Linked DNA regions of Homo sapiens: region 1 is linked to region 2. Evidence: chromatin loops called from intact Hi-C (ENCODE). Cell type or tissue: mammary epithelial cell. All regions are shown on one strand. Links, peaks and the distances in the headings refer to the core of each region. The heading gives the core; the rest is flanking DNA. Region 1 overlaps LOC105372568 (a long non-coding RNA gene). Region 2 has its middle 79 kb from the start of LINC01747.

Region 1 (15,301 bases), core at 2,310-10,309, 64 kb after region 2:
AAATAAACTAGATTTACCAATCCATGCTTATCAACACTGTCACAGTCACATTAACTTTTTGCCTCCAATCTGCTGGCCCAGTAGCCCCAGTGGTAGCCTTCATACCTGCTTGGCCCTGTCACCAGCAGCAGGCTGCCTCATGCAAGCAAGGAGGTTCTTTGTTTTCTTTCTTTTTGAGACGAAGTCTTGCTCTTTAGCCCAGGCTGGAATGCAGTGGTGCGGTCTTGGCTCACTGCAAGCTCCACCTCCCGGGTTCAGGCCATTCTCCTGCCTCAGCCTCCTGAGTAGCTGGGACTACAGGTGCACGCCACCACACCCGGCTAATTTTTTGTATTTTTTTTAGTAGAGACAGAGTTTCACCATGTTGCCCAGGCTGGTCTCGAACTCCTGAGCTCAGGCAATCCGCCTGCCTCGGCCTCCCAAAATGTTAGGATTACAGGCGTGAGCCACTGTGCCTGGCCTCATGTGAGGAGGTTCTGTGCAGTGGAGCCAGAATTGAAGGAGCAGTTGGCGGAAGCCCCTGCTGACCACACTCCTGTGGCTGGATGGCCAGTCCTTCCTCGAAGGAGACTCTCACCATGTGTGAGCTGATGACCCGCAGCCCCCAAGGCTAGCCCCCACCCACACACTATGGAGGGCTACATTGAAGTCTCTCACCTCCTCCCAGGGTAACAGATCGGCAAGTCCAGAGGTTGCAGTTACAGGCATATTCTTTTGAAAGCCTTTTGCCCCTTGCTGGATAGCTGGCCTTGACAGCAGAGACTGACTGACATGGCTGTACTGAGCTTTCTAGATTACAGCGAACTCTGATGCACACAATTTAATGGTGTCTTTTGTAGTGCTGAAAGAAGAGAATGTTTGCCTGCAGGCCGTTTGAACGTTCACACACTTAAAAAAAAATGTTGGTCTGTGGGCTTCTAATCAGGCAGGGAATAGCAGAAACGTCCTTCCCAGGAGTCTCTTAACTAAAGGGGGTGGTAAGAGGAACAGTTGGTATCAGTTTACATTTCCATGGGAGAATAAGAACACCCTGAAGCTAATCAAGAAGAGCTGTGCATGGGTGTGTGAGTGTGAATGCCTGTTTGTGCCTGAGGCCTGTGTCTGTGTGCATGGGCATGTTGCACGCATGTGCATGTGGACATTTCTGAGGCTCTCAGAGGATGAGCAAGGCTGTGGCTGTTTCCATTTCACAGGTTCCAAACGCATTTGAAAATGAACAAAATGAGGCTATAAAATGGGTGGCATATTTTAAATATTTACTTTGCACACATGTGAGGTTTTTACAGTGACCTGCATGGCCTCATTTGGAGCTAATGTAGAAAGTTTAAAATGCATAGCCTCCTAGGCAGAACAGCCCCATACACACAGCTGCTTCTGGCCCCTTCCACCTCAGGAAAGGGCCCGTGTGCCTGTGGGGCAAGAGAGACCATGTGCTGCAGGCTGCTTCCCCCAGAAGCAAGTAGGACAGCCACAGGCGTGGGAGAAGCCTTCTCAGAAACTCTGAGCCCTGACATATTTGCTGGGGTATTTCCCACCCTGGACTGACCCACATCTGCTTGGAGGGAAAGAAAAGACTAGATTGCATGATATAGACAATGTGAGTTTGACTTCACTGATCCCTGGAGGCTGGAAATTTTCCCTCTGGCAAGCAAGGTTAGGTCTAAAGGCTAAAACTCCCACAGTACCAGAACCAGGAGGCTGCCGGCTGCAGACAGCCCAGGAGCCCGGGGCATGGGAGAAAGCTTTCTGATTCATGAAGCATGAGATTTCATTAGGCTCATTGGAGTTACAGCCCGCCATGGTGGGTCCATGTCTGCCCTGTGGCCTGGCCCCACCATTCCAACAGGCGGCTACCAGCCTGCTGGAAGCCCAAGTGGAGTTCTGGTCAGCAGCACTGAAGGCTCCCAGGAAGGATGGGCGCTGGCAGGGCGTGGGACAGACCCAGTGTGGCCGGACATCCTGGGCCCAGTGAGGAAGGGAGGGGCTCCACTAGCAGTCTCACAATGACATGGGGCAGGGGTGAGGAAGGGGGAGAAGGGAGCTATTCTTTTATGCAAGTAGGTGGCATGTGGGCAGCCAGCAGAAACACAGGCAGGTGGGCTAGGGGAGACCAGGACAACGGGGGCATATATCAAGGTGTCCTAATCGAAGGGGACATGAGGTTGGGGGCCATAGGCCAGGGCTATGCCAGGTCCTCTCAGAGACCCTGACTAGAGCAGGCCCAGGACCAGGCAGGTAAAATTCAAAGGGATGAAAAAAAAAATGTGGGTCTCTGTATCCAGAGCTGGTCTCAGGTCAAGAAGAGGGCAAGGCCACCAGCCGCCCAGACTTACAGAACAGTTACAGGAAGAACACAGAGAGTTCCCAGATACCTTTCACTTGGAGACCCCAAATGTGAGCATTTTTACTCTCTGCTCTCTCTCTCTTTCCTCCCCTTTACGCCTAAAGACTTCAGTGTGTGTAAAAACAAGAACATTCTCTCACTTAACTACAAAAATTATCAAAATCAGAAAATTAAGGCCAATACAAACCTATTATCTAATCTACAGACCTTATTCAGATTTCACTGACTGCACCAGTAAAGTCCCTGGTGGAGGCGAAAGAAGCCGCAAGGTCATGTTGCACTTTGCTGACCTCTCCCTGGCCTCCCTTCACCTGGAGAACCCCTACCTTCCTTTATATTCCATGGCCCGGACATTTGACCACTCCAGGTTAGGTTCGTAGCGCGACCCTCAGTTTGGGCGGGCTGTTTTTAAATGTGCATCACAGGCAAATCCTCACTCCCTTTGCCAAAAGAAGCTGCCCTATTAAGCATGTGTCTTATTTAAATCTCAAGATGCTAGTTCTGTTTTGATAGATCAATAGGAACCACATTTGTTGGCAGGCCTGCTGTTCTGCGATTCATGTTTGTTAAAGCAACAGCAGCCTTTTCTCCCCTTTCTCTCTCTACTCAGAGAAGTGTTCTCTTTTTCTTGCCTTTGTCCCTCCATTCAGGCTGCTTGGGTGTGAAGACCCATGTCATCAGCAAAAGTGGGATCCCAGAGCCTACCTGCCATTCCCAGCAACAAGGATCATTCTGAATGATAATTAAGAATGTATTTTCCAACATGGAAGAATATCAGGCCTTCAGTAAGCGTGACTTGACAGCCCCCAGGGCGGCCCAGGTCTGAGAGCTGACAGTCATCAGAACCCCAGCACCACAGGGAGCTAAGATCACAGAGAAACCCTCAGAGCCGTGCATCGTAAGTAACGTGACCTCTGAAGCAATCAAGGAGTTGGTGCAAATCTGGTTTGCATTGCTGTGAGGGGGCTGGAGAATAAGTCAATGGGTAAAAATATTAGTCTGAATCACCAGCCCTTTTTACATAGGCCTTAGATTTGAGGTCAGCTTGAGCCTAAAATGTAAGCTCATTGGGCTTCATCCCTCGAGCCCTTCCTCTTCCTCCCTGGCTCATCCACCTCCTCAGTTCAAATCCATGAAACACAATTCAGTTCCAGCAATATGTGTTGAAGACACTTCGGTGCTGGGCTGGGCCAGGTGGTGCCTGCCTACGGCACAGCAATACCTCCAGCCTCAAAGCCACTGCACCACATGCATCTCTTCTCCTGTAGCTGCCCAATGCATTTATGTGTAGGTCCTTTTCCCCCAGGCTTCTGCTTCCTGATAAAGGAGAGGAAGAGGCCAGTCGAGTTGTATTCTGGAAATACTTTGCCTTTGTTCTTCTCCTTCCTGGTAGCTTCTTGAATCAATCCCTTCGCTTTCTTCCACCAAGCCAGAAAGCAGCCTCAGACTCTGAGCAGCCACTTCCAGTCCCTTGGGGCAGACACCCACGCAGAAGCCTGCTTGCATTTCTGTCCTGGGAGTGGAGAGAAGAGAGCCCTGTGGCTGTGTAGCCTGGCAAGGCTTTGTGGAAGAGGGGGCCCAACTTCACCTTAAAGAATGGGTGAGTTTGAGGGGCTCTCACAGAAATGGGAGGGGACTGGTATGGGTGACCTTGATTTGGGTCCACACAGACATCTCTTGGAGCCAACTATATGCTTTGAGCCAACTATAATGCTTCTTTTTTCTCTTCCTCCTTTAAGACACCTGGGTATACAGTGATTACAGGTTTAGTGGTAGGAGACTAAATTCTTTGCAACCTGGATTTCTATGTTCAACCTTGCAGCAGAATCTTTGCAGGTCAGAAAGAAAGGAAATAGCGGATGCTGCCTGGCGCTGTCCACATCCCTCAAATTCTCAGAGGTAACCTGAGACATCCCTGTACATGCCAAAGGTGTTCTCTGGCCTCCACGTGGATGGGCCACAAGTGACTGGGGACCTACCCCCACCTCCTGTAACAGTGCTCAAACAATGAGGATGGGTGAGACCCTGACTTCCTCACCCCTCCTTTTGGTGGGACAACTCTAAGTCATGGCATCTGCACAGCCACTCTGTAGCCTCAGGTGACCATGGAAGTAGCAGCTCATCCACCCCATTTTATTTATTTATTTTTATTTTTATTTTTTTTAAATTTTAGATTCAGGGAGTACACGTCCTTGTTTGTTACATGGGTATTACAGGTGTAATGGTGGAGGTTTGGTTTCTAGTGTATCCATTAACCAAATATTGAACATTGTACCCAAAAGGTAATTTTTCAACCCCCACTTCCTTCCCAGCCTCTCCACTTTTGGAGTCCTCATAGTTTTATCTCTCCATTTCTATGTCCATGTGTACCCATTCTTTAGCTCCCATTTATAAGTAAGAATATGCGATATTCTGCTTCTGAATTAGTTCACTTAGTGAGCAAAGCTGGATGGCCTCCAGCTGCATCCATGTTGCTACACAGGACATGATTCAATTCTTTGTTATGGCTGCATAGCATTGCGTATTCTATATGTACAACATTTTCTTTGTCCAGTTAACTGTTCATCGACCCTATTTTGTTAGCATTCCTCCCTTCTCTGTCTCCTTCCTCCACTCCCTCAGGGTGCTCCTGGGTCACCTTTCAAGTATATTCCCTGCCCCCAGTGCTAGCCTCAGGCTTCACTCTTTGGGAACACACTAAGACCACAGTGCATTTGACTATGAGTGAGGATGATCTTCCTACATTTTCTATGTGGCAAAGGCAAATGGAAGCTTGAGGACAAAGGCAGATCTCTGAGTTAAAAGGACACCTACAAGTCCTTCTCTGTGAGCTCATCTTAGGGCAGAGCAGACTCAGAGATGGGGAAGAGCCTCCATTTACATCCTGGCTGCTCCCATTCCATCACTTCCATCACTCTGGAATCTGTAGGGAAGCAGGCCAGTCCTCTGCCCTGAGGCTGAGGCAGGGGCGGTCCGGGCAGAACAGTTGCCAAGTTTCCGCCTCTGCAAGGCACACCATGGTGAACAAAAATGCCAAATCCTCCTCCAGATCCCCAGAAAGAGCCAGCTCTCCTGTTTGTCTCTCGTGGACTGCTGTGACCTGTGACCAGGTAATTAGGACTCTGGGTGACATTTCTCTCATTTAAATTCTCAGTTCTCTGTTCAAATCTAGAAAGAACAGCTCTCATTGAAAGGGTATGTTGGGAGGGTTTCTGTCAGGGCCCTGGGCCTCTTGCTGTCTGCCCTCACTGTGGATGTGAGAAGCAGAGATGTGTTCGGGTCATATGTACAGGGGAAATGGAGGGGTATCAGCGAGTATTTCCACTGGAAGGCACTACAGTGGGGCTGTTTGAGGCTGAGTTTTTGTTTTCTTTTGAGACAAGGTCTTGCTCTGTCACCCAGGCTGGAGTGCAGTGAAGCGATCAAGGCTCACTGCAGCCTTGACCTCCAGGCTCAAGTGATCCTCCCACCTCAGCCTCTCGAGTAGCTGGGACTATAGGTGCATACCATCATGCCCAGCTAATTTTTGTATTTTTTGGTAGAGACAGGGTTTTACCATGTTGCCTAGGCTGGTCTCAAACTCCTGGCCTCAAGTGATCCTCCTGCCTCGGCCTCCCAATATGCTGAGATTACAGGCATGAGCCACTGCACCTGACCTTGGATTTTATTTTTTTAAGATTCTTTATGAGCAGGCTCAAAGCCATTCTTCAATCACGAGGAATGAATGACCTCCAGCCCACGGTTGAAATTTCTGACAGGATGGAGTCATTTTATGGTTTCCTTCTGGGCCTGTCCTGGCAAGTGGGAGGCACAAGTGAGTACAGCCTGGAAAAGAGCATTCCACCTCATTTTCAGCTCAATTAACCTTTCCTGAAATGCCACAGTCCCTCAGAGAGGGGCCCTCCTGGGCCACATGAGATGGGAGGTGGAGGTTCACCACCAAGGCAGAGCAGGTAGATATGCTCCTTTAACTTTCTGGAGGCTGAGATAAGAACAAAAGCCATGAGCTCCCTATGGTTTGGGTTGAAGAAAAACCTCATTCATCCACTCCAAGGTGGTTTACATCCAGGCCAGGTGGGACGCCCTGGCTTTCCGCTCTCCCCTCAGAAAAGGGCTTGACCGAGGAAAGAGATGCAAGCAAAGTAGGCTGCAGGCACATTGAGCTCTCTGAAGACATGAGCCTGTTCCTCCAAGTGAACCTTGGTGGGTGTGGCCCCGGATCCCATGGAGGTGTCAGAGCTACCATCCACTCCCACATTGGACAGGGACGGCTGGAGCCAGGGCTCCTGGGCTCAGTAAACAAGTCCTCCTTTCTTACAGGACACTTGGAGGCAGCTTTTAACAACTCAGACCAGATGAGTGAGCACATTCTCACACATGTCCCATATTTCCCAAGTCAGTAACCAGCCCCTTGCAGAAGGCTGGTGATGCTTTACACCTTGGGGTCCTTCAGAGAAATGGGTTTGTCGTACAGCGTATCCTTTTCAACATGGATAAGCATTTTATTGTGCATTAATTCTAATGTAACGTTAATTGGAAATAATCCTTCTGGTGAGAAGAGCATAATTCTGCTGGCTTCTGGAGACTGGAAGAAGCTTTAGGACCCTCAAGGAGGAAGCCCTGTGGGAGGAGGAAGTGGCCATCATGAGCTTCAGCGAAGACGGCTCTGCAGGTTGCATTGAACTTGCGGACAAGTCTCCACCCGACTACCCCAACCTGGCAATTATGATCTGCTTATCAGGGGAGCAGTGACTTGACAGTCTGTCTCAGTTTACTTGTCTATAAAATGGTTATGAATAATCATATTGGCCTCATAGGGTTATAGTGAGAATTATAGCCACTGGCAGAGAGCACCCAGCCAGCCCCATTCCTGGAGAAAAGCAGAAGTTTAGTTCTTGGAAAAGTTGCATATAGATTCTTAAAGAAATGATGTCACAGGGACTTCCTTGCTATCCCTAAAAACCAGGGACCTGTTTTTAAGTCAGTGACCCAGCCTGCTACAGTGGAATCCCAGTTTTAGGATAATGTGAGGTCAGCTTTCCTCACTCCATTGCATGCCAGGGCCCACCCTTGGGTTTTAGGCTTGAAAAAGTTATAGTTACCAATATCCTCCTTCAGTGACTTTCCATGGCTTGGAGAAGACAGTCCAGATCCCCATCCTGCAGCATAAGGGCCCTGTGTGACCTGCCACCACTCAGTCATCTGCAGAAGGCTGGTGCCTGTGCACTCTATGTTCTGCTGATCGAGGTGCCCTCACCTTTCCCAACACATCATGTGGGGACACGCCCTATCTGTGTGCACAGGGAATGCTGTGGAATGTATGTAGAGCACCCTCCCTCATCTCCTTGGAATGCTTCTATCATCTCTCAAGATGCAATTCACCTTGTCTGGGAAACCCTTTTGAATCCCGCAGCAGTTATCTGCTCACTCCTCTGACCTGTGCACACACCTCTGAGATTGTACCATGCACTGTGTGGGAGCAGTCTTCTCCTAGCATTCTTCTCTAATAGGGAACTCTGCCTTCCCACCTTCTATACCTGGCACACGGACAGTGCTATAAATGTTGGTTGAATATAGAAATTGGTAGGAGGAGATCTGGAGTCAGGGCTCAGTGCTCCTGGGGATGGCTCAACTCCTGTTCTCAGGCAGAATGAAATCCCTAGCAAACTGCAGAGCAACCAAGGAGAAAACCTATCTCAGAAGTTAGCGCCCCCAACACACTGAAGTCTTGGATCAAGCATTTACCCACCTGCTAGAGATCAGTGGCTCTGGAGGAAGCAGCACGTAGACCTTTGTTCCTGGGCAACACTAACCCGCGGCATACCTGAGGAAATGTGAACCTGTTATCTGCTAGTTTTTGAGATCCCCTTTACCTCCACCTGGTGGGGAACGAGGCATCCCCTGCTGTCTGTTTTTTGCCCTCTTGATACCTGGATTCTTCTACCAGAATTAAATGTCTAGGATTTCAGTAGAGACTTTTCAAGGGGCTGAGACCTTCTGAGCCTGAAGAGTGTTATTCCTCTCTCTTGCTCTCAGCAGCTTGATTTGTAGGTCAGTCTACCATTTACTCTCCCACAAGGACTGGGGTATATTGTATTATTGTCCTTGTTCTTCACCCTCTATGGCCTTCGCCATGTGACTTTGATGTACTTCCCACTTGAATTGGGGCATATTTCCCATACTTCTTGCCATTGGGTGTAGTTATATGACTTGCTTGGGACAATAGAATGAGGTATTTCTACTCTCCTCCCTGAACCTTTGCCATGGCCATGAGAACATGCCAGCCTAGCTGCTGATCCCAGGAGAAAGGTGAGAGACATGTTGGGCAGAGCCAAGCCCCTAGACAGCCCAGCCTAGATTAGCTGACTCTCAGTTAGCAGAGACCCTTGAGAAATAACTGATGACTGTTGTTATAAGCCTTTGGAGTGGTTTGTTACATGGCATCATTGAAGTGATAGTTAACCAACTAATATTTAAAGAAATTTTGGTCATAATAATCTGATGCCCAGTACACTGCCCTGTCCCCTTGGCATGGGAAGCTCATACCAAGAACATCAACTTTGGCACACACACACAGCCCCCTCCCTATGACAAAATTGGATAGCACATGCTCCAGGGTTGTCTTCGTAAAAGACGTGTGTCCCTGTGAGATGGAGTAACACTGACAACAGGAACTGAAGTGTTTCCATCAACTTCTAATTTCCATTTCCCCTCCTCCCGCTCTCTCCCCTCTACAAGAGTCTATAGTCTCCTGGTGATGAACAACAACAACAACATTCCTCAAAGAAACCTTTGTTTAACTCTCAACACATCTGTTCTTCATTTATAGGAATAATGGCTAACAACATTAGAGAGTTTACATCTATGTCCAGTACTGTGCACTTTTATAAATGATTGTTCATTATTTGTAGAATCCCTGTAATGCTGGTGCTAAGTAAAGGTGACACTTTAAGTTCACCACAATGTCTGCTCTGAGAGCAGAAAATAATGTCTTCAAGGCCACATGTAGATCCTTCATCCGCAGTGCACTTACCCTGGTGTGGTGCTTTCTTTAAGAAACACTCTGATTGGCCAAAGAAATGCACAGTCCACAGTTCAGCTCTAGGAGCTTTGTAGTATGGATGGAGTGCAGGGTGATAGTCCTCCACTTCTTTTCTGTAACCAAAAGAACAGGATTTTTCTAAGTAGATATTTGGCATAGATGATGGCATCTTTTTTTCTACAAACAGATTTTTACAACTTTTTCTCTTGTCTAGTTTTCAAAAGTATTTGTATACTCATTCTTGATTAAAAGTAAACTCTCAGAAAATTAGGAATAGAGGGGAACTTTCTCAACCCAATAAAGAATATCTACCAAAACACTTCGTTGACATTGTATTTAATGGTGAGACCCTAGAATCTTTTCCAGTAAAATAAGGAAGAAAGCAAGGATGCTCCCTCTAACCACTCCTCTTCAGCATCACACTGAAATTCTTAGCTAATGCAATAAAACAAGCAATAAAAGTGTACTGATGAGGAAGGAAGAAATAAAATTGTCTTTGTTTTCAGATGACGTAATTGTCTATTTAGAAAATTCTCCCCCAAACAAAACAAAAAAATTCTGGATACTAATACATGATTACACCAAGGTTGCAGGATACAAGGCTGATGTGTAAAAGTAAATTGCATTTTTTTTTTAACAATAAGAAAGTTTATTAAAATCAGGTGAGTTCCAACAAAGGGTGGCTCTGGCTTACATAGTACATCAGTTCCATGATGGCTTCTTATACTGAGGTTTTGGTTTTTTTCTTTTTCCTTTTTTTATTATACTTTAATAATAAATACTTTAATACTGGGATACATGTGCAGAATGTGCAGGTTTGTTACATAGGTATACACGTGTCATCGTGATTTGCTGTACCCATCAACCCATCATCTACATTAGGTATTTCTCCTAATGCTATCCCTCCTCTAGCCTCCAACCCCCTGGCTGGCTGTGGTGTGTGATGTTCCCATCAATGTGTCCATGTGTTTTCATTATTCAACTCCCACTTATGAGTGAGAACATGTGGTGTTTGGTTTTCTGTTCTTGTGTTAGTTTGCTGAGAATGACGGTTTCCAGCTTAATCCATGTCCCTGCAAAGGACATGAACTCATCCTTTTTTATAGCTGCATAGTATTCCATGGTGTATTTATGCCACATTTTCTTTATCCAATCTATCATTGATGGGCATTTGGGTTGACTCCAAGTCTTTGCTACTGGGAACAGTGCTGTGACAAACATACGTGTGCATATGTCTTTATAGTAGAATGATTTATAGTCCTTTGGGTATATATCCAGTAATGGGATTTCTGGGTCAAATGGTATTTCTGGTTCTAGATCCTTGAGGAATCGCCACACTGTCTTCCACAATGGTTGAACTAATTTACACTGCCACCAACAGTGTAAAAGGTTTCCCATTTCTCCACATCCTCTCCAGCATCTATTGTTTCCTGACTTTTTAATGATCACCATTCTAACTGGTGTGAGATGGTACCTCATTGTGGTTTTGATTTGCATCTCTCTAATGACCAGTGATGATGAGCTTTTTTTCATAAGTTTTTTGGCCCCATAAATGTCTTCTTTTGAGAAGTGTCTGTTCATATCCTTTACCCACTTATTGATGGGTTGTTTGTTTTTTTTCTTGTAAATTTGCTTAAGTTCTTTGTAGATTCTGGATATTAGTCCTATGTAGATTCTGGATATTAGTCCTTTGTCAGATGAATAGATTGCAAAAATTTTCTCCCATTCTGTAGGTTGCCTTTTCACTCTGATGGTGGTTTCTTTTGCTGTGCAGTAGCTCTTTAGCTTAATTCGATCCCATTTGTGCATTTTGGCTTTTGCTGCCATTGCTTTTGGTGTTTTAGTCATGAAGTCTTTGCCCATTCCTATGTCCTGAATAGTATTGCCTAGGTTTTCTTCTAGGGTTTTTCTTGTTTTAGGTCTTACGTTTAAGTCTTTAATCCATCTTGAGTTAATTTACGTGTAAGGTGTAAGGAAGGGGTCCAGTTTCAGTTTTCCACATATGGTTAGCCAGTTTTCCCAATACCATTTATTAAATAGGGAATCCTTTCCCCATTTCTTGTTTTTGTCAGGTTTGTCAAAGATCAGATGGTTGTAGATGTGTGGTGTTACTTCTGAGGCGTCTGTTCCATTGGTCTATATATCTGTTTTGGTACCAGTACCATGTTGTTTTGGTTACTGTAGACTTGTAGTGTAGTTTGAAGTCAGGTAGCATGATGCCTCCAGCTTTGTTCTTTTTGCTTAGGAATGTCTTGGCTATATGGGCTCTTTTTTGGTTCCATATGAAATTTAAAGTAGTTTTTTTCTAATTCTGTGAAGAAAGTCAGTGGTAGCTTGATGGGGATACTATTGAATCTATAAATTACTTTGGGCAGTATGACTATTTTCACAATATTCACTCTTCCTATCCATGAGCATAGAATGTTTTTCCATTTGTTTGTGTTCTCTCATAGTAAATTGCTTTCTTACATACATATCAGCAATAAATAAGTAGAATTTGAAATTTTAAAAAATCATTTATATTAGCGCTCAAAATGAAGTACTTAGATATAAATCTAACAAAATATGTACAAGAACTATACTAGGAAAATGACAAAACTCTGATGAAATAAATATTAAAATATAAAAAAATAAAAAATATAAAAAAGAATGTTCATAAATAGACTAAATTGTCAATATTTCAGTTCTTCTCAATTTAAACTATATATCCAATGCAATCCTAATCAAAATCCAGCAAATTATTTTATAAATATTGGAAAACTAATTATAAAGTTTATATGGAGAGGCAAGAGACACAGAATAGCCAATACATATTGAAGGATAAGAACAACACTGGGGAATTGATACTACTTTCCTTCAAGTCCACTATAAAGCCACAGTAATAAAGATAGTGTGGTATTGTTGAAAGAATAGTCAAATAATAGATTAATGGAACCAAATACAGAGCCTAGAAATAGACCCACATACATGCTGTCAACTGACCTTTGACAAAGAAGCAAAAGCAATACAATGGAGCAAAAACAGTCTTTTCCACAAGTGGTGCTGAAACAACTGGACATCCACACGCAAAACCATGAATCTAGATACAGACTTTACACCATTTACAAAAAGTAACTCAAAATGGATTATTGACATAAATGTAAAATGCAAAGCTATAAAACTCCTAGAAGACAGCATATGAGAACATCTCGATGAGCTTGGATATGGCAATTACTTTTTAGATATAACACAAAGAAAGAAAAAAGTTGAACCCCATTAAAATTAAAAACGTCTGCTCTGTGAAACACACAGTTAAGAGAATGTGAAGACATGCCACAGACTGGGAGAAATATTTAAAGAACTGCTATTCAAAATATACAAAGAACTCTTAAAAGTCAATAGAAAAAAACGAACAACCCAAATAAAAAGTAGGCTGAAGACCTGAATGAACACTTCACCAAATAAGGTACAAAGATGATACACAAATGGGCATATGAAAAGGTTTTCAACACCCTATGTCAGCAAAGAATTAAATATTAAAACAATGACATACTACTACATACTTATTGGAAAGGCTCAAATTCAGAACACTGACAACATATCAAATTCTGGTGAGCCTGTGTAGCAACAGAAACTCTCATTCATTGCTGGGGGGAGGGCAGAAAGGTCCAGCCACCTTGGAAGACAGCTTGGAAGTTTTTTACAAAATTAAACATGCTTTAACCATATGATCCAGCAATTGTACTTTTTAGTGTTTTCCCAAAGGAGCTGAAAAGTTAATATCCACGCAAATATCTGTGTGCAGATGTGTGGATATTGACTTTTATTCATAGTTATCAAAACTTGGCTTTATTCATAGTTGCCCAAACTTGGAAGCAACCCAGATGTCCTTCAGTAGATGAATGGGTAAATAAACTATGGAACATCCAGACAACAGAATATTGTTTAGCACTAAAAAGAAACGAGCTATCAGGCCGTGAAAATACATTTAAGTAACTTAAATGCATATTACTAAGTGAAAGAAGACAATCTGAAAAGGCTGTATACTGTATAATTCCAGCTATATGACATTCCGGAAAAGGCAAAACCACAGAGACAGTGAAATGACGAATGGTTACCAGAGACTTAGGGGAGGGAGAGAAAGATGAATGATGGAGCACAGAGCATTTTTTAGGGCAGTGAAACAACTCTGTATGATACTGGAGTGGCAGATACATGTCACTATGCATTTGTCAGAATGCTACAGCACCGAAAGTGAGCCCTAAGGTAACCTGTGGACTGGGTGGTAGTGATGTGTCAACATAGGCTTATCAGTTACAGCAAATGCGCTGCTCTGGCGGGGGACGTAGATAATGGCAGAGGCTGTGAGTGAGGGGGCGGGAGATACATAGAAAACCTCTGTATCTTCCTCTCAATTTAGCTGTAAACGTAAACCTATTATTTAAAAAGTCTTTAATGAATAGTATTTGTAACAGCTAAAAAACCCTCTCTGCCACTGAGCAGTATTTCCTTTTACCTACAGCAGCCATTCTGAGGTCTGGCCTCAAGGCCCAACCTGTCCAGCTCATCTCAGATTGTATTATCCTTCGCCTCACTGGGTTTCCTTGGTCATCTCAGCATTTGCGGTGCCCGCAGTGTCTTTCCTGGTTTCCCTCCAGGGTTCTTCCTTGCTTGGAAAGCTTGATTCCACTTGCACCATCCTGATTCTGCTTATCCTTCAATGGTAACTCTCACATGACATTTGTTCCAACAATGCTGTGACTCTGTTTTATATCATGGCTCTCCTTCCCTGTCCTCCCTCCCTCCCTCCCTCCCTCTCTGCCTTCCTTCCTTCCTTCTCTCCTTCCCTCCCTTTCTTCTCTCTTTCTCTTCTTCCTTCTTTCCTTCTTCCTCCCTTCCTTCTTCCCTCCATTCTTTCCTTTCTTCCTTCCCTGTTTCCTTCCCTCCTTCTTCCTCCCTTCCTTCCTCCCTTCCTCCCTCTCCCTCCCTCCCTTCCTTCCTTTCTTCTCTCCTTCCCTCCTTCCTTTTTACTTCTTTCTCCCTTCCTTCTTCCCTCCATTCTTTCCTTTCTTTCTTCTTTCCCTCCTCTTCCTCCATTCCTTTCTCCTTTCCTCTCTCCCTCTATCCCTCTCTCCCTCCCTCCTTCTCTCCCTCCCTACACTCTCCCTCCCTCCCTCTCTCCCTCCCTCTATTCTTTCCTTCCTTTCTTCCTCTCTTCTTTCTCTCTTTCCCTCCTTCCTTTCCTCTCTCCTTGCCTCCTTTCTTCTTTCCTTCTTACTCCCTTCCTTCTTCCCTCCATTCTTTCCTTTCTTTCTTCCTTCCTTCCTTCTTCTTTCCTTCCTCCCTCCCCACTTCTTTGCTTTCTTCCTTTCATTTTTCCTTCCCTCCCTCTCTCCCTTTCTTCCTTTTGTTCTTTCTTTCTTCTATTCTACCTACCTTCAGAAAATGCTAGTTGAGCTCCCAGTGTGGCTAGCACTTTGTCAGACACATAAAGACATGGGCAGAGACATAGAGGAGCTCTACCCTTGTGGAGCTTGTGGTCTGGCTGATCTAGGCAGATGTTAAGTACATAAAAGTATAGAATTACAAATGGTTATCTGGATGAAGAAAAAATAACAGGTAACGTGAGGTCACAAAACTTGGCCTAGTCTGAAGGTCAGAGTCAATTTCCTGGAGGAAGAGCAGCTTGAGCTAGGACCTTGAGGAAGCGCATGAATTAAGCACTTGAAAGGGAGGGGAAGGCCTTGAGGAAAGATGATCCCAGCACATTTCTTCAATTCATTCATTCAATCATCTGCACATTCATTCCACACAAATCAATGTTCACCATCCTTGAGAAACACTGGAGGGCCTGTGACAAGGCTGAGGCTGATGGAGAGGGAGGCAGATCCTGCAGGGCCTTGCAGGCTGAGTTTAGGATTAGCGAATAGATAGGA
Region 2 (15,301 bases), core at 2,842-10,841:
AAGGGTAGTCATTAAAACTAATGACAATTGTTTTGGTGTAACTAACTTTATGTCATCTCCAAATAACCTAGTAATTTTTATTAATTGCAAAAGCTAAGAACTTCCTGAGTAAATTATCTCCTGCTCCATCCACTGTCACCAACAATATAGAAGTAGTTTTGACAGTATTTGTCTATCAACTTCCAATTTACTGACAGGAGAAGCATGATTAATTAAGACATCTGAATTCCATCATTAAAAAAATGAGGTTTCTTATTTTAAGAAGGCATTCAGGGCAAGAGGTGAGTTAAGACTATGTGTAGCATTAGCATTCTAAATTCTCCTTTTACATTATAAGTTTTGCACTTCTTTTGTGAAATTTATTCCAAAATATTTTATTCATTTTTATACTAGTATAAATGCAATTATTTTTTAAATTTGATTTTTGGATTGTCTATTGCAAGTTTCTAGAAATACAACTGAGTTTTATGTATTGATGGTGAAGCCTGTGCCCTTGCTGAATAGAATTGAATCTTGAAGCTAGTCATCTGAGTTCTTCTGGGCCTCTCTATCTGATGCCATAATGAGAGGCATAGGGAAAAGGTGTTGGAAGGCAGGGCAGTGGGAGGGGCAGGGGCTGCCTAATGACAATGTCCAAATGCTAAAAGAAAGTACGTACTCAGCTAGACATCACACTGGAGGTTACTTTTCTCATTGAAAGACCATCAGCATTAACTATGCCGCAAGGCATGCAGACAATGAGAAAAAACTCAGAGCCTGCTGGCCAGGGAAAGCAATGCTTTCAGAAAACAGAAAGCCAGATGATGGATACCAAAGTGCCCTGGAAGTGGAGATACCAGTGTCAGGGGTGGGGGTGGTGGAGAAATCCTCTCTGAGCTTATGGGAGGAAAGGAAAATCTCCCTAGAAATCACTAGTTGAGGACTCTGTCATTCGAGTAACTAACAGACAGAAAACTCACAGATAGTAACAAAAAGTGTTCAGAACTAGGGAAGTTAGTATTCAATTCACATCATTCTGGGCCACAAAAGTTTATGCCCATAGAGTAGAATAAGACTGGGTTTGAATGGAGGCAGTTCCACGGCTGCACTCGGATGGTGTTGGTTCCTTACTTGTTCCCCAGGAGTCCAGACATGATGAGAAGGACCCACAGTATTGTACTTGGTATTTTGTTGTTGTTTCAGGGAAGACAAGTGAGGCCATGCTGTGAAGACCACCTCAAGATTTCAGGGCTTCAAACAACAAAGGCTGTTTCTTGCTCACAATGTATGTCCACCACAGGTCAGCATGAGGTGGGGGGTTTCTGCCCATCATAAGGTACTCAAGGACCTAAGCTGATAGAGGTTTCATCTCTTAGAAGGACAGAGGCTTCATCTCAACAGATGTTTCTGCGGAGATAGGGAAGAGGCACAGTTAGTCATGTGCTAGTCCTTAAAGCTGCCAACCAGGAGAGACATGTGATGTTCTGCTCACATTTCAATCAGTAAAGGAAGCACGTGGTCTTCTCTAATGCAAAAAGGGCGTTCAAATTCTACCTCCCTATGTGCCCAGAAGGAAATCCAGAGTATTTGTGACTAGCTCCAATGACTATCAGTATCCACTCTCCTGCTCACTAAATATTTGATTCCATTTCTTTCTATATTTGTTTTCCAAACGAAACAACTTAGACATTCCATGGATATATTGAAGGTGACACAAGAGAACCAAGAATTCCAAAGGGGAGCAGTGGCCAGGGCAGACCTATTTTTTCTATGTCCTGGTTTTCACTTTGCTGCCATTCACAGGGACGATCAGGAACTCGGGTACCATTCACAGCCAGAGGAGCCACAGCCCGCAGCTGTCAATCACTTGTGGTTAAGGCCCTGCAGGGGTTTGGTCTCTAGAAATTCCCTGTAGTCGAGTTTTCAGTTTGAAAAATTGTGCAGAACATCTTCCAACTCTTCTTAAAGCCGCTAAACAAAATTAGCCCGGTCTCACGGTGCAAAGAGAGATGGGAAGCCCTGGAAGAAGAGCAATCCCGCCCATCTGTAAACCTCTGGAGTATATGGGTTTAAAGGGTTGAGCCCAGGGATCTGGGACCCACCCAGGCAACAGAGCCAGGTTGGCTCTGGGTGTGAACTGAGCTTCGCAGAGGGGGCTGGCTGCTCCTGCTTCTCGGTTCCCTCCACCTCTCTCTCTGCCCCTTGGGGGTCAGGATGGGTGGAGAAGGCCATGCCAAAGATTGAGAGCTCTGCCTTTCCCATCTCAAGTGGTCCTGGGCTCACTGCTCACATGCCAACGGACACCCGCCTCAGGCGAGAAGCTCTGATGACTCTGATATTGTTTTCCAGCTTTTCCAACTCACCTTTCTGCTGAAGGACACAAGGCTGCTCCTCCAAAGCCCTCTGGCAGAACAGTCTTCTGGGTTAGGTCTCAGGTTTGCTGGATGGCTTTGGTTGGTATAACCAGATTCATGAATGGACAGGCCCAGATGCCTGCCCTGTGTGACCAGGTTATGATCCACAAGCAGAAAAAACAAAGATCCTTTTAGCCTCCTGAAATCCCTTGAATGTGAAAACACAGTCATCACTCTGGGCAATCAGAGAGGCCAGAGCCCTGTTTTTTGTGTGGCTGCTACATGGGATTTCAGAGGGGTGCGAAGCCTTTATTTCCAGGCTCAATTTGATCTGCTGCTTGAAGAGCTCAACAAAATGAGTCCAAGTGTTAGAAAAATTCAAACCCAGTTGAAGGATGAGGGTGGTTTCTCATAAAGCAGTGAGTTGTCCTGGCTCCTTAAATTGGCTGAGAACAAGGAAGGGCTGTTCAGCCAAATTTTTCTTTCGCAGTTCATAAAAACTTGACCATGCATAATAAAAGCTTACATTTACATAGCACGCTTGAGTTTCCACAGTGCTCATGGGTTTATTCTTTAAATGTTGTGGTTCCTAAAGACAGTTTTACAAATGAGGAAACTCAAGGTTAAGAAGGGTAAGTGATTTTCCCAAAGTTACAAAGCCAATGAGGGTCAGGCTGGGGTCCAGAGCCTCTGAGAATCCTCTCGTCACACCACCATGGGGCTGGGTCATTTCCCTGGGGAAGGATTTAAAATATATATATATATACACATATTTTAACTTTAAGTTCTGAGATACATGTGCAGAATGTACAGGTTTGTTACATAGGTATACATGTGCCATGGTAGTTTGCTGAACCTATCAACCTGTCTTCTAGGCTTTAAGCCCTGCATGCATTAGGTATTTGTCCTAATGCTCTCCCTCCCCTTGCCCCCCACCCCCCAACAGGCCCCCGTGTATGATGTTCCCCTCCCTGTGTTCATGTGTTGTAATTGCTCAACTCCCACTTATGAGTAAGAATATGTGGTGTTTGGTTTTTTGTTCCTGTGTTAATTTGATAAGAATGATGGCTTCCAGCTTCATCTATGTCCCTGCAAAGGACATGAGCTCATTTTTTTTTTTTTTTTAATTCGAAGATGCTTGAAGCTTGTTTTCATCCATACCTGCTTGGCATTTTGAGTTTACAGAGCTTTTCTGCAGACACTTGAGGGTTTCTGTTTTTGTTTTTAGATTCAGGGGGTGCATGTGCAGGTGTGTTACATGGGTGTATTGTATAATGCTGGAATTTGGGCTTCCATTGAACCCATCACCCAAATAGTGAACATGGTGCCCAATAGGCAGTTGTGGTAGGATATTAGGTGGAGACCCATGAGCGTCCAAATATGGGAAGAGCTGACCCCCATCCTCCATGCTATAAGGAAAGTGGTAAACTTTCCATGAAGGACAAGTTAGGAAGGTCCACACACTTTCTCTGCAACTGACGGCTACCTTCAACCTTTACATATAGGAAACATGGTGAGAGGGGATGGGACAAGGGGATTCAGCTCATCAGTGTCAGCTCCACTACATGGTTCCGTTGTAAGGATTAAATGAGGTGATGCTATGTAAAAGCTGAAGAAATACTGGTATCTTCCACATACCTCTTGGGGTCAAAGAGGAGAGATGGACACCAAGCGACCACCAGGGCTGTTGGCTCCATTCATAGGACTGATTTTGCTTTAGCCACTCCTCTTAAATCCCTACCAATGGCTTTCCTATGTACCCCTGTCACTGCTAGGCCTGCAGCTCTGCAGTGAACTTCTGCTGCAAGAATGAGGTCTCGGATGGGTCTTTCCTGAGAAACCCTTTCCTGAGAAATATTTTCTCTGGGAATAGGACTCCCAGAGGGACTGGGTTGGCTGGAATCAAAGCAAGCGAAAGTAGTTCATTCTCCCCCTTGGTGCCACACCACACTCTCCTCCTTCTGCCCTGGCAAGCCGTTCTTTCCCATCTGGGAAGCCCTGGCTTGGTGGGAAGCAGGAGCATTAATAAGCCTCAGTCAATAACCAGTCCCATGGTTTCAGCTGGTTGTGCAGAGCTCCCAGGCCTGTCAGTGACAGAGCAGCTGAAAGAGAGGCCCACACAGGCCACAGTCAGCAGTGGGGATCCAGGGGCAGCCCACTGCCAAAGGCTGGTGGCCTCCTTCATGGTTTCCACCCATAGGGGTGAGCTGAAGGGAGGCTGTACTCTAGAACCTTCTAGAAAGCCAAGGTCACAGTTGCCCTGGCCAGCCAGCCTCAACTTCAAAGAATTCACAAGCAGGGGGCATTCGCTCTGGGACGCAGCATCATCCAAAGAAAATGCAGCTTTCCTCTCATGCAGTGTCTGTGAAGATGTCGTGTTGTCAGAGCATTGTTCACCAGGTCCTCTGACCCTAACACACGCTGGAATGCCAGCCTCTCTCCCCTCCCCAGATGCTTAGCCAAAGAAGCCACTTTGCATGGAGGCAGGAAAGAAAGAAGGCAAAGGACATAGCTGGTTTCACTCTGTGGTCTCAAGTTCAAAACAGTTACCCTAGCGCAGGGCCACCTGGTAAAAATATGACCCCAGCCACATGTACCATTTTAAAATATCTAATAGCCACATTTAACAAAGGGAAAATGGTAAAATTTACTTCATTGATAGATTTTACTTAACCTGTTGTATCAAAAGTATTATCATTTCAGCTCTTAATTATAAAACAAATGTTAGTGAAATATTTTGCATTCTTTTCTCATATTGTGTCTTGAAGCTGCCTTGGAGCACTGTTTCCTTTTACCTCAAAGGTGATCGCCAACCCCCTGTAATAATCAGGACTGAATATTAAAACATAATATAGGAAAATATATATTATGTTTGTATAAGGTTTACTATGCCTCAAAGAACCTTCACATTCTTTTTTTTTTTTTTTTTTTTTTTTTTTAAGATGGAGTTTTGGAGTGCAATGGTGCGATCTCGGCTCACCCTAACCTCTGCCTGCCAGGTTGGTTCAAGTGATTCTCCTGCCTCAGCCTCCTGAGTAGCTAGGATTATAAGCAGGCACCACCATGCCTGGCTAATTTTGTATTTTTAGTAGAGACGAGGTTTCTCCATTTTGTCTAGGCTGGTCTCGAACTCTCGACCTCAGGTGATCCGCCCGCCTCTGCCTCCCAAAGTGCTGGGATTACAGGCATGAGCCACTGTGCCTGGCCAGAATCTTCACATTCTTTAACCCATTTGATTTCATCTGAGCCAGTTTGACTCTTTTACACATTTGACAGTGCAAACTGCAGCACAAGAGAACTCAAGTGTCACCAGGCAGTTGGTAGTGGAGTTTGGTCTCCTGATTCCTGGTGTAGCAGATTTCCCACCGGAACCACAGGGCAAGACACAGTGCCAGGCCCCGAGTTCACCTGGATGGGGAAAGGGAAAGTGAGAAGTCAGGGTGGTCAGGAAAGCTGCAAGAGATGGGGCTGACCTATCTGCAAACATAAACAACCACAGGACTGTACACGTTGAGAGGGTGAATGGTATCTCAATAAAGTGGTTAAAGAGAGAGAGACAGAGACAAAGAAACAGAGACAGAGAGTCCGAGAGAAAGAGAGAGAGACATAGAGACAGAGAGAGACACAGAGAGAGGGAGACATAGGGAGAAACAGAGAGAGAGATATAGAGACAGAGAGACACACAGAGACAGAAAGAGAGAGACACAGAGACAGAGAGAAACATAGAGACAGAGACAGAGAGACATAGAGACAGAGAGAGACAGAGAGAGAGAGAGACAGAGACAGAGAGAGACAGAGAGAGAGACATAGAGACAGAGACAGAGAGAGACATAGAGACAGAGAGAGACACAGAGACAGAGACAGAGAGAGACATAGAGACAGAGGCAGAGAGAGACACAGAGACAGAGAGAGAGAGAGACGTAGAGGCAGAGAGAGACAGAGCACTGGGGCAAGATGAGCTCCCACCGCCACCCCAGGAAGGGGCAGTCTGTGTCAGCTTCATTTCCTGGGAAGTAGAAATGTTAACCAAGGGAAATGGATGTTTTCTGCAGGCAAAGAGAAGGTCCCAAAATCCTCAAATTAATCATGCCCAAAGTTTGCATTATATAAAAGCAACACCTAACATGTCAGTGGATGTACAAAGGCACCTGGAAGGCATAGACAGGCCCAGGCCTGTAGAGTGTGCCCCACAGGCTGAGAGAGGCCACATGGCCAGGGAAGGGTGGGGCAAGACAAGGCCTCATGAGGGCCTGGGCAGGTCTGCCTGGCTCACAGCTGTGTCCTGGGGTCACCCCCGGCTGGGCACTTATGACACACTCAGAATGTGGAGTGTGTATCAAGGGGACAGCGTTCCATGTGGAAAGGGTTTGATCCCACAGGGGCAGGGAGCAGAAATATCTTCAAGTTGGACCACCATACTTTAATGTTAACAGACATCAGTGCCAGAGAGTCCTGTTCTAATTCTCTGACTTTCCCTGTCCTCCCTAATCAGGGGAAGTGGAGAGATGGCAGACTCCAGATTCTGGGAGCCCTGCATTCCTCTGTGCTCAGGACCCAGCACTCAGGCTGGCACCACTGTCTATTTGTGTCTGTCTCTCTGTCTGTCTGTCTTTTGTTGTAGCGGTTCTTTCGTTTTAAGTGAACTGGTTTCCCCAATGTGAGCAAGAAGAAATCCTACATGAAAAACATAAACGTCTTAGCGTGGCCAGATGAGACCCCTACACATCCCAAGGAGAGGCCGGGTGTGTCAGCTCAACTCACCAGGAAGTGCCTGGAGTGATCTCTGTGCCTTTATTCAAATGCCAGAGAGTTCACCGGCAAAGCATAACTTTGAGAGAATTTCTGAATCATTCCCAACAAGTGAGAAAGTGCAATTTAATAGAAAAAATTCCACAAATGGAGAGAATGCTGCTGAGCCTGTAACCTCAGACAGTGTCATGCCCAGGCCCCCATCTCTGGCCCCACGCCCGTGTGCCCACAGCCTGCCTGCCATGGGAACCCCCCAAATACCTTTTTATCCTGTTACACCCTGGGTTGGGGAAGGGAGTGGTGGTGGACTCTCCTGGATAGACTCAGTACCAAACCCTCTTGACCCAATTCAAAGGGTGGGACGGGATCGGAAGCAGGAAAAGAGCCATGGGTCAGGCAGCCCCTGGATAGATAGGTAGGGAGGGCCTGAGTGCCTACTGCCCCGTGCTGGGCGGTTCCAGGAAATTCCAGGCTGGCCAACCTAACTGGCTGCTATTTTAAGAGCTGTGCTGAGGCAAACCTAGAGAGAAACTCAGCTCAGTAAAAGCAAGACAATTGTATCAGAGAAGGCAAATCAGGCCACTCGAACTGTCCCACACCTTCTGGGATGAAGCCAGGGGCACAGGACTAGGCTGTGACTGTGATGCCCCTTTGACAACTGACCAATAGTTCATGGTCCCCCTAGAGCCTGGGCCAAGCCCTCAGCTCCCTGAAGTACCCACTTAACAGAAGGAGGAGGCTGTATGTCCCTTGGGATGGACTGTAGACACCAGTGCCCCCTTTAGATGGTCAGCAGTGCCTCCCAACCCAACCCATCATATATATATATATATATATATATATTTTTTTTTTTTTTTTTTTTAGATGGAATCTCACTCTGTTACCCGGGCTGGAGTGCAATGACGCCATCTCAGCTCACTGCAACCTCCGCCTCCCAGGTTCAAGCGATTCTCCTGCCTCAAGCGATTCTCCTGCCTCACCATCCCAAGTACCTGGGACTACAGGCACACACTACCACTCCCAGCTAATTTTTGTATTTTTAGTTGAGACAGGGTTTCACCATGTTGGCCAGGATGGTCTCGATCTCCTGACCTCATGATCCGCCCACCTCAGCCTCTCAAAGTGTTGGGATTAAAAGCGTGAGCCACCGTGCCCAGCCCCAACCCATCATCTTAATACCATGACTCTGTAGAGCAGAAGTTCCCAAATGAGGTGGCCCCACTCGGGTTCACTTTCCTGACAAGTCCAGGATGATTGCTCTGATCTCAGGGCCATGGTCACCTGCTGTCCACTTGCAGACCTGGACGGCGTGAGGCCTGGGTCTTCATCTGGTGATCCGGTGTCACTCAGCATCACTCATGCCTCCTGGTGGCTCCTCCCTTAACCATCAGATGAGGTGTGGGGGTGAGCAATGTCCTGTGACCTTGCAGTCTCTGGGTGCCCAGCTTGCCTGTGTGCCTGTGAAAGGCTGCAGGAAGCAGGGGCTGGAGGCTCAGAGGTACACGTTCTGGGCTCAGTTCCCCTTTGATTCAGAGGTTTCAGGCCCTCCGCAGGACCAGGGATACCCAGATCCCTTTAGTACATGAGAGCTCGGTGTGTTGTGGAAGCTGAAGGAAGCTGCCCTGGGCTCTGTTTAGGGGCTGGATCAGGCACTGTGTATGTTAGAACAAGAGGGCAACTTAACATGTGACTCAGGAAGCACAGCCGCTCCCTGTCCACCCCCACCATCACAGGGCTGGTTAGGAGGAGGTGCTGAGATGCTGTCTTGGAGTTGGTATAGGACATGGGTGAAGATCTGGCTACGGCCACTTCCAGCCACTGTCCCTGGCGAAGCCATGCAGCCTTCCTGGGCTTTTGGGTTAGCATCTTTGAAATGGACGTGACTATATCAGGCGGGCGTGAGCGGGCTGCCTCCTGTTTGACTGGTGCTCTCCTGACGCACAAGAGGGAAGCTCTCAGTGGGGCTCCCAGTCGTTGGCACTCCATGGGGTGGGCTTTGCCAGAGCATGAGAGGAAGACACCACAGTTCAAAGTGGATTCTCGGTCCCAGTCCCAGGCTCCCACGATGTGGTCAGAGATAGGGATGAGGTCAGCAGAGAGGTCATGATTTTCAGAGTTGGTGAGGCAAGCACTGAGAAACTAAGTTCAACGAGAACAGTGATGGATTTTAAAAATAAAAGGAAAAAAAAAGAAAGAACAGCAAAAGAAAGGCCGGCTAATATCCTGAGAAGATTTGCCATGATTAAGGAAAGGATTTAGGCTGTAGAAAAGTTGTTGACAGATGTTCTGCCCTCAGGACTATATTTGGAAAAAGATACAAGTGAAACAAAAGAACTGTTGGGTTCAATAATGTTGTAAGTTGCAGATCATTTTAAAAAGGAAAATGGATTTCGCATGTGCCTGGGGTGGGAGGAGGGGCGGCAGAAATGCAAGTAGTTATTGTGTTTCAGTAACGTTCATGTACTTTTCCTCTGACTTTCTTGGGGTGCTGGCTGTCCAGGGCCTCTGCCTTGATGGTGGACTTAATGATGTCTCAAAAAGGAGGCCTGGCCCCAGGCTGCCTAAATATGACATGTTTGTTTGGTCTCAGACAACTCACTGTTCTCAAACTTCAGTTACACTGAACATGAGACCCTTTAAGGGACATGGATGTGGCATGATGTGGTGGGAACAAGACTGATTGGAAAAGTTGGGGAGAGTTTGTTTCAAGTCCTGGTGAGGTGGGATAAATGAAGCCCTCTGTCTTCAATCTGGGAGAGAGCTGAGAAAATATAATATTTCTCTGGAACTGGGACACCCATGTTGGGTGGTTAAGAAATACATCCAGGTAATCTGGGGACCAAATTTCTAAGACAATAATGTCACGGTTCCTCTTCAAAAGAAGCAGAAAGAGCTGTTGCACCCAGAGAAAAAAATACTAGCATTGGAGGGGTGGCTTTCGTCTTGGGGAGCAATGGAAAACAGGCTGTGGCTCCAAAAGTCAGGAACTAAGTGAAGATTAGAGCACCCAGCCTCTTCTCTTCCTAAGGCCAGACACCACCCGTATCCCATGTGGACGGCAAAGCCTGAGCCAGGCATGTGCTATTGACCAGACGCCACCTGAAATCCAAGTAGATGGCAAAGCACCAGCGAGGGTGTGCTATTGGCCAGACACCACCCAAAACCCATATGAACAGCAAAGCCCCAGCCAAGCATGTGCTATTGACCAGACACCACCTGAAACCCATGTGAATGGCAACATCCAAGCAAGGTGTGTGCTAGTGACCAGATACCACCTGAAACCTATGGAGATGGCAAAGCCCCAGAGAGGGTGTGCTATTGACCAGGCACCTCCTGAAACCCATGTGGACAGCAAAACCCCAGAGACAGTGTGCTAACCAGATACCAACTGAAACCCGGGTGGGTGGCAAAGCCCTAGCTAGGCATGTGCTCTTGGCCCTGGCCAAATTTGAGGAGCCTGCTTTGGAAGCCACAGGAAAAGACTGAGGAAGGAGTGACCCGGAGCTTCCCAATGGAAGCAGGTGGAATCCCAAATGAGCCAGCTTGAAATGGAAGGAGTAGGCACATTCAGGACAGGGAAAGAATGAAAGAGAATGACAGAAACTGAGGGGGAACGGGACAGGCAAAGAGGAAGAGAGCTCTGCCTTGTCCTGTCTCCTCTGCTTGTGACTTGGACAAGGCAGAGCGCTTTTCAGGAGGTTGCATGGTCCCACCCCAGGTCCTGTTCGATGATAGCTCCTAACTTGTCAGGATGATGTGACTGACATAGGACTATGTGCCAGGTACTGGTCTGTAGGAAGCTTTATTTTATACAACATCTTATTTAACTCCATTTAATTTTCACAACAGACTGCAAGAATGGCATTATCCCTATTTTTACAGATGAGGAGACTGGGGGTCAGAGCAGTTAAAACACTCATTTGAGGCCACACAGAGAGTTAGTGGAAGAACTGCATGTTGAGCTTTCATCTTTGTGATCCAAACCTCCTCATTCCACCACGCCAAGCCCTTTTCTCCAGGAGGGCAGGGATACCTCCTCTCCCTGCTCTTGGAGGGGTCTTTCCCAGTACCTTGAATGGCCAACTCAGATTGGCTTCCACAGTGCAAACAGGTTGGTGTAAGGCACTGGTCATGCCATGGATGAGATGGTGCATATCTATGACATTCCTCCATGGAGAAGGGGGATCTCTGTCCCCTCCCCTCAAATCTGGTGGGCCTCATTGAGTCACTTGTGGTGTAAATGATGGTTAGCAGCTTACAAGGACAGGGGATACACTCTGAAGCTTCAGCCTTGGTTTCTGAGACCACTGACTATTTGGACATGCCTCTGGGACACTTCCGTGTGGAAGCCACCTCCACGCTGCGAGGAGCCCAGCCCTTTGGAGAGGCACCTGCGGGTGTGCAGCACTCTGGTCAGCAACCACAGATGAGCTCCAGCCAACAACCAGCATCACCTGCCAGCCAGGTGAACCACCTCGGACATCCAGCCTCGAGGAGCCTCCAGGGGACTGAAGCCTGAGTACTTGAGAGATTCTAAGCGAGAACTTCCCAGTCAAACCCTTCCCAAATCCCTGACCTGCAAATTACAAGCAAAAGAAAATAGCTGTTTTAAGTTGCTAAGTTTGAGGATATTCCTTGCATAGCAATAAGTAACCATAATGGTGCTTCTGTGAATATGGGAAGCTCTCCTAGGGTCCCGATGAGCTGCATGTAGGTCGCTGGGGGGTGATGTGCTGAAGGAACAGCAGAGGTATCCAGACTTGCCTGCTCTGGATAGACTAAGGAATCTATGACAGACCAGGAATCCCAGATAGACTAAGGAATTTATGACAATGGGACCCCGTGTGCAGTCTCCAACTATATTAATCAGTAAACTTCAAATAAGAGAATCTGTGAGCAAACTTTTCATTTGTGAGTGGCAAAGCTATCTCAGACAGAACAAAAAAGGGCAGTGGGAGCAGGAGCAGAGATGAGCTATGAAGCTGTCCAGATGGATTTCCAAAGCACAGGAAGACCCCAGACGGCAGGGGGAATGGAGGACAGAAAAGCAAATACTGTTCGTGCCGGCATGAATGGCACCATGACATTTTGCTGCTATTGCCGACTCTGCTTCTCATTTTCTTGGCCATCTTGCTTCAGGATTTGAGCTCCCCTGGGACAGGGTTATGTTAGTCATTGTCCGCGAGGTGGACAAATGAGTCTCTACCTTCTGAAAATAAGCTTACAATTTATGGAGCTGCCTTGGAGCTAGAGTTCTTGCTTCCAGCCACTGTAAGTATGCAGAGATTGGGGTGTGCAAATCAATATGCTATGTCTGGTACCCAAACACGGTTTAGCATAAATCTCATTTAAAACTCAACATAAGCTGTGTTTTGAAGATCACATTCCTAAAAGCTCGTAATTCATAACTTCAGATTAAAGGCTTAAAATACAACTTGCCTGTCCTCCAGCTGCTGGAAAAAAAAAAAAAAAAACAGTGATGTCCTTCTGTGCAGGTACAACCTCAGTAGAATTTTTTTTGGCTCCAAGTTGTGTAAGAATCCAAACTGTGAAAACAAACTCAGGCCCCCAGGCCTCAGCTAGAGAAGAGAGGAATCCCAGGTATGCAAAAGTCTGTATGGGATGCCCCTCTTAGTAGGTCAGGGAAAGCTGTTCGTTCCCAGAAAGAAGCTTGGGGAAGGAAGACAAGAGACAAGGGGAAGAGGGAAAGAGGTTTTTGCTTTTCAGCTTGTAGATTCCATCAGGCCCCCATCCAGCTCGGGACAGAGCCCAGTAATGCTGAGTAAACAGCCTGACTCAGGGCCCACTTTTTAGTCAGTTCCGTGTTTATTTGCTTGTTTTTTATTTGTACAGAGAAGAGAATGGTTTGATAAAAGGGAGGAGAGCAAAGATAAAGACTTGTGACATTTGTAGATAAACAACCAATAAAGGAAAGGTGAAAAATGATGATTCCATAGGTTAAGGGAAAGAGAGAAATTGATTATATTTGAAATAATATTTGAAGATAAAGTCCATCTGTGTGTGAAGAAGCATGGGAAATACAAATATGAACTTGCATTTTGCCAGATTATGCTATTTTAGGATGCTAGTGGGACCTGAATGGGACTTTCTTTTCAAGAACTAGAGCTTAGGTGTTCAGATCCTGAAGGTGGTTTCTTTTAGGGGAAAACTTTGATGGAGAAGGGCTGGGTTTGGGAGGTGATTAAGAACAGAATGAATGCATAGATCATACTCTAGACCATGGTCAGCAAATCCATGAGCAGTCACAGGCAACGTACAAACCCACAGGCTGCTTTCCCACTGCAACAGCAGAGGAGAGAGGTTACCACAAGGACTACATGGCATGTAAAGCCTAAAATATTTACTATCTGGCCTTTTAGAGGAAAAATTTGACAACTCTTCATCTAGAAAGTCATGAACACACTCACCTGGGTGCCACTTACCCTGTGATTGTCCAATAATTTTGCTTGGTTGAGTTTTACAAGATTACTATGGTGTTAGTCCTTTTTGCATTGCTATAAAGGAATACCTAAGTCTGGGTAATTTATAAAGAAAAGAGGTTTATTTGGCTCACAGTTCTGCCTGCTGTACACAAAGCATAGAAACTGCATCTGCCTCTGGTCAGGACTTCAAGAAGCCTTTACTCATGGTGGGAGGTGAATGAGGAGCAGGCATGTCCCATGGCAAGAGACGGAGAAAGGGAGAAGGGAGGAAGGTGCCAGGCTCTTTAAACAACTAACTCCCACATGAACTAATAGGGAACTTGCTCATTACTGCAGGGAGGGCACCAAGCCATTCATGAAGGATCCACCCCCATGACCTAAACACCTCCCACTAGGCCCCACCTCCAACAATGGGGATCATATTTTAGCATGAGATTTGAAGGGGCCAATCATCCAAACCATATCAACTAGCGTGGCAACAAATGTAAATATATATATACACACATTCAGACAGACACACACATACAGACAGACACCAACAGACACAGATTCACACACTTACATAAATACAGACACACACACATACACAAACATATACACATGTACACCTGCATACTTACCTACATACAACATAATAAAGAACAAGAAAAAATAAAAATGGCTACATCAGGGAGTATAGAGAGTAGGAATGAGTCAGGGTTCCTCAAGCCTATGCTGACACACCCTCCTGTGTCCCCTGAGCACTCACTGCCCCATGCACTCTACAGACATTTTTACTGCATGTGAGTGAAATCCCCCATTCAAGGGTTGCCTCTGGGCACAGGAATGTGCTTGGTTCTCATGTGGGGCAGCAAAGACATCCCTAGAATGTGCACTTAATCAAGGGTAATGGGAGTTAGTGGACCTCTGGCCCAGCTTCCTCACTCCTGGGGTGGGGCAGCACTGTGGACAGGGAAGTCCCAGAGGGACTAAGCTTCAGTAGCCCACAGATGCCTGAACATGTGTCATTTATGGCCTTCCTCCTCTGTCTCACCCCATTCCCCATTGTTACTCTCTGGGGTCACCCCCAAAATAAGCTGCTGCACTCACAGTCTTGCTCCACACTGCACTCGCAGCCTGTCACAGCTCCAGCATACTCTGACCTTGGCAGTGGGATATTTTGCTCCCTGTCTCCCTTTGCTTGATAAAATGTCCTGTATTTTTTCATATGAGAATAGTAATAGGATGAATTTAATAAAGAGTTGTTGATAATATCTGATTTTCTTACTTGTTACCCAAAACCAAGGAACACATACAAAAAAAAAAAAAAGTAAATCAAGAGTGAGGACTGAGCCTAATCTCCTATGCCATACAAAAAGATTCTAAGTCAAGTCAGGCTTTGGGCATTAGAGGCTCTTTGTTTAAGTGAGCAAAGGAAGAGGAACTGACATTCTGCATTTTCATCTCCTCAACTGGGAGCCATTGGTATATGTCCTACAGCTAGGGAGTCATTTGCTCTACCAGCTGCAAACTTCACACTTGCCTATACCAAGCATTTTTTTAAGGAGTGTACATAGGGCTAGACACAGCTTGGGATGAGGAGGGAGCATGAGTGGCTCTGAGGGAGGAGTCTCTGGGAGGAGGTCACTAAACACACTGATGAACAGTGGTTTTTTCCCCAGCCCTTAAGTTACCAAGAAGAAGGGTAACATTTGCAAAAGAGAGGAGCTGGAGGAATAAAGTGAGAACAACCTTCAGAAAAGAAGGTGCTCAGGGGAAGCAGGTGCTTTGAATAGA

Evidence for each region. A loop is a pair of places that touch in the nucleus more often than their neighbours do. Peaks named below come from ENCODE experiments on the same cell type or tissue, not always from the same donor. Only the 100,000 strongest peaks of a DNase experiment are listed, where the experiment ranks them.
Region 1: it touches region 2 in a loop (7-fold over the local background); 2 of 110 quality-filtered maps call a loop at or near these places.

What each region holds. Positions count from the first base shown.
Region 1 is chr20:22,820,448-22,835,748 of GRCh38, forward strand. It overlaps LOC105372568 (a long non-coding RNA gene), which reads left to right. Exons shown (of 3, transcript XR_937351.2): 2 at 2,995-3,242; 3 at 3,738-3,935. Among named protein-coding and RNA genes, the nearest start is that of LINC01747, 140 kb to the left of the region's middle. RefSeq lists an enhancer at 1,397-1,897. In mammary epithelial cell, for the core only: no CTCF peak of the experiment used is centred there; a DNase peak (open chromatin) is centred at 6,094; H3K27ac peaks cover 3,139 bases.
Region 2 is chr20:22,756,209-22,771,509 of GRCh38, forward strand. No RefSeq gene overlaps it. Among named protein-coding and RNA genes, the nearest start is that of LINC01747, 79 kb to the left of the region's middle. In mammary epithelial cell, for the core only: no CTCF peak of the experiment used is centred there; DNase peaks (open chromatin) are centred at 6,523 and 7,383; H3K4me3 peaks cover 309 bases; H3K27ac peaks cover 3,556 bases.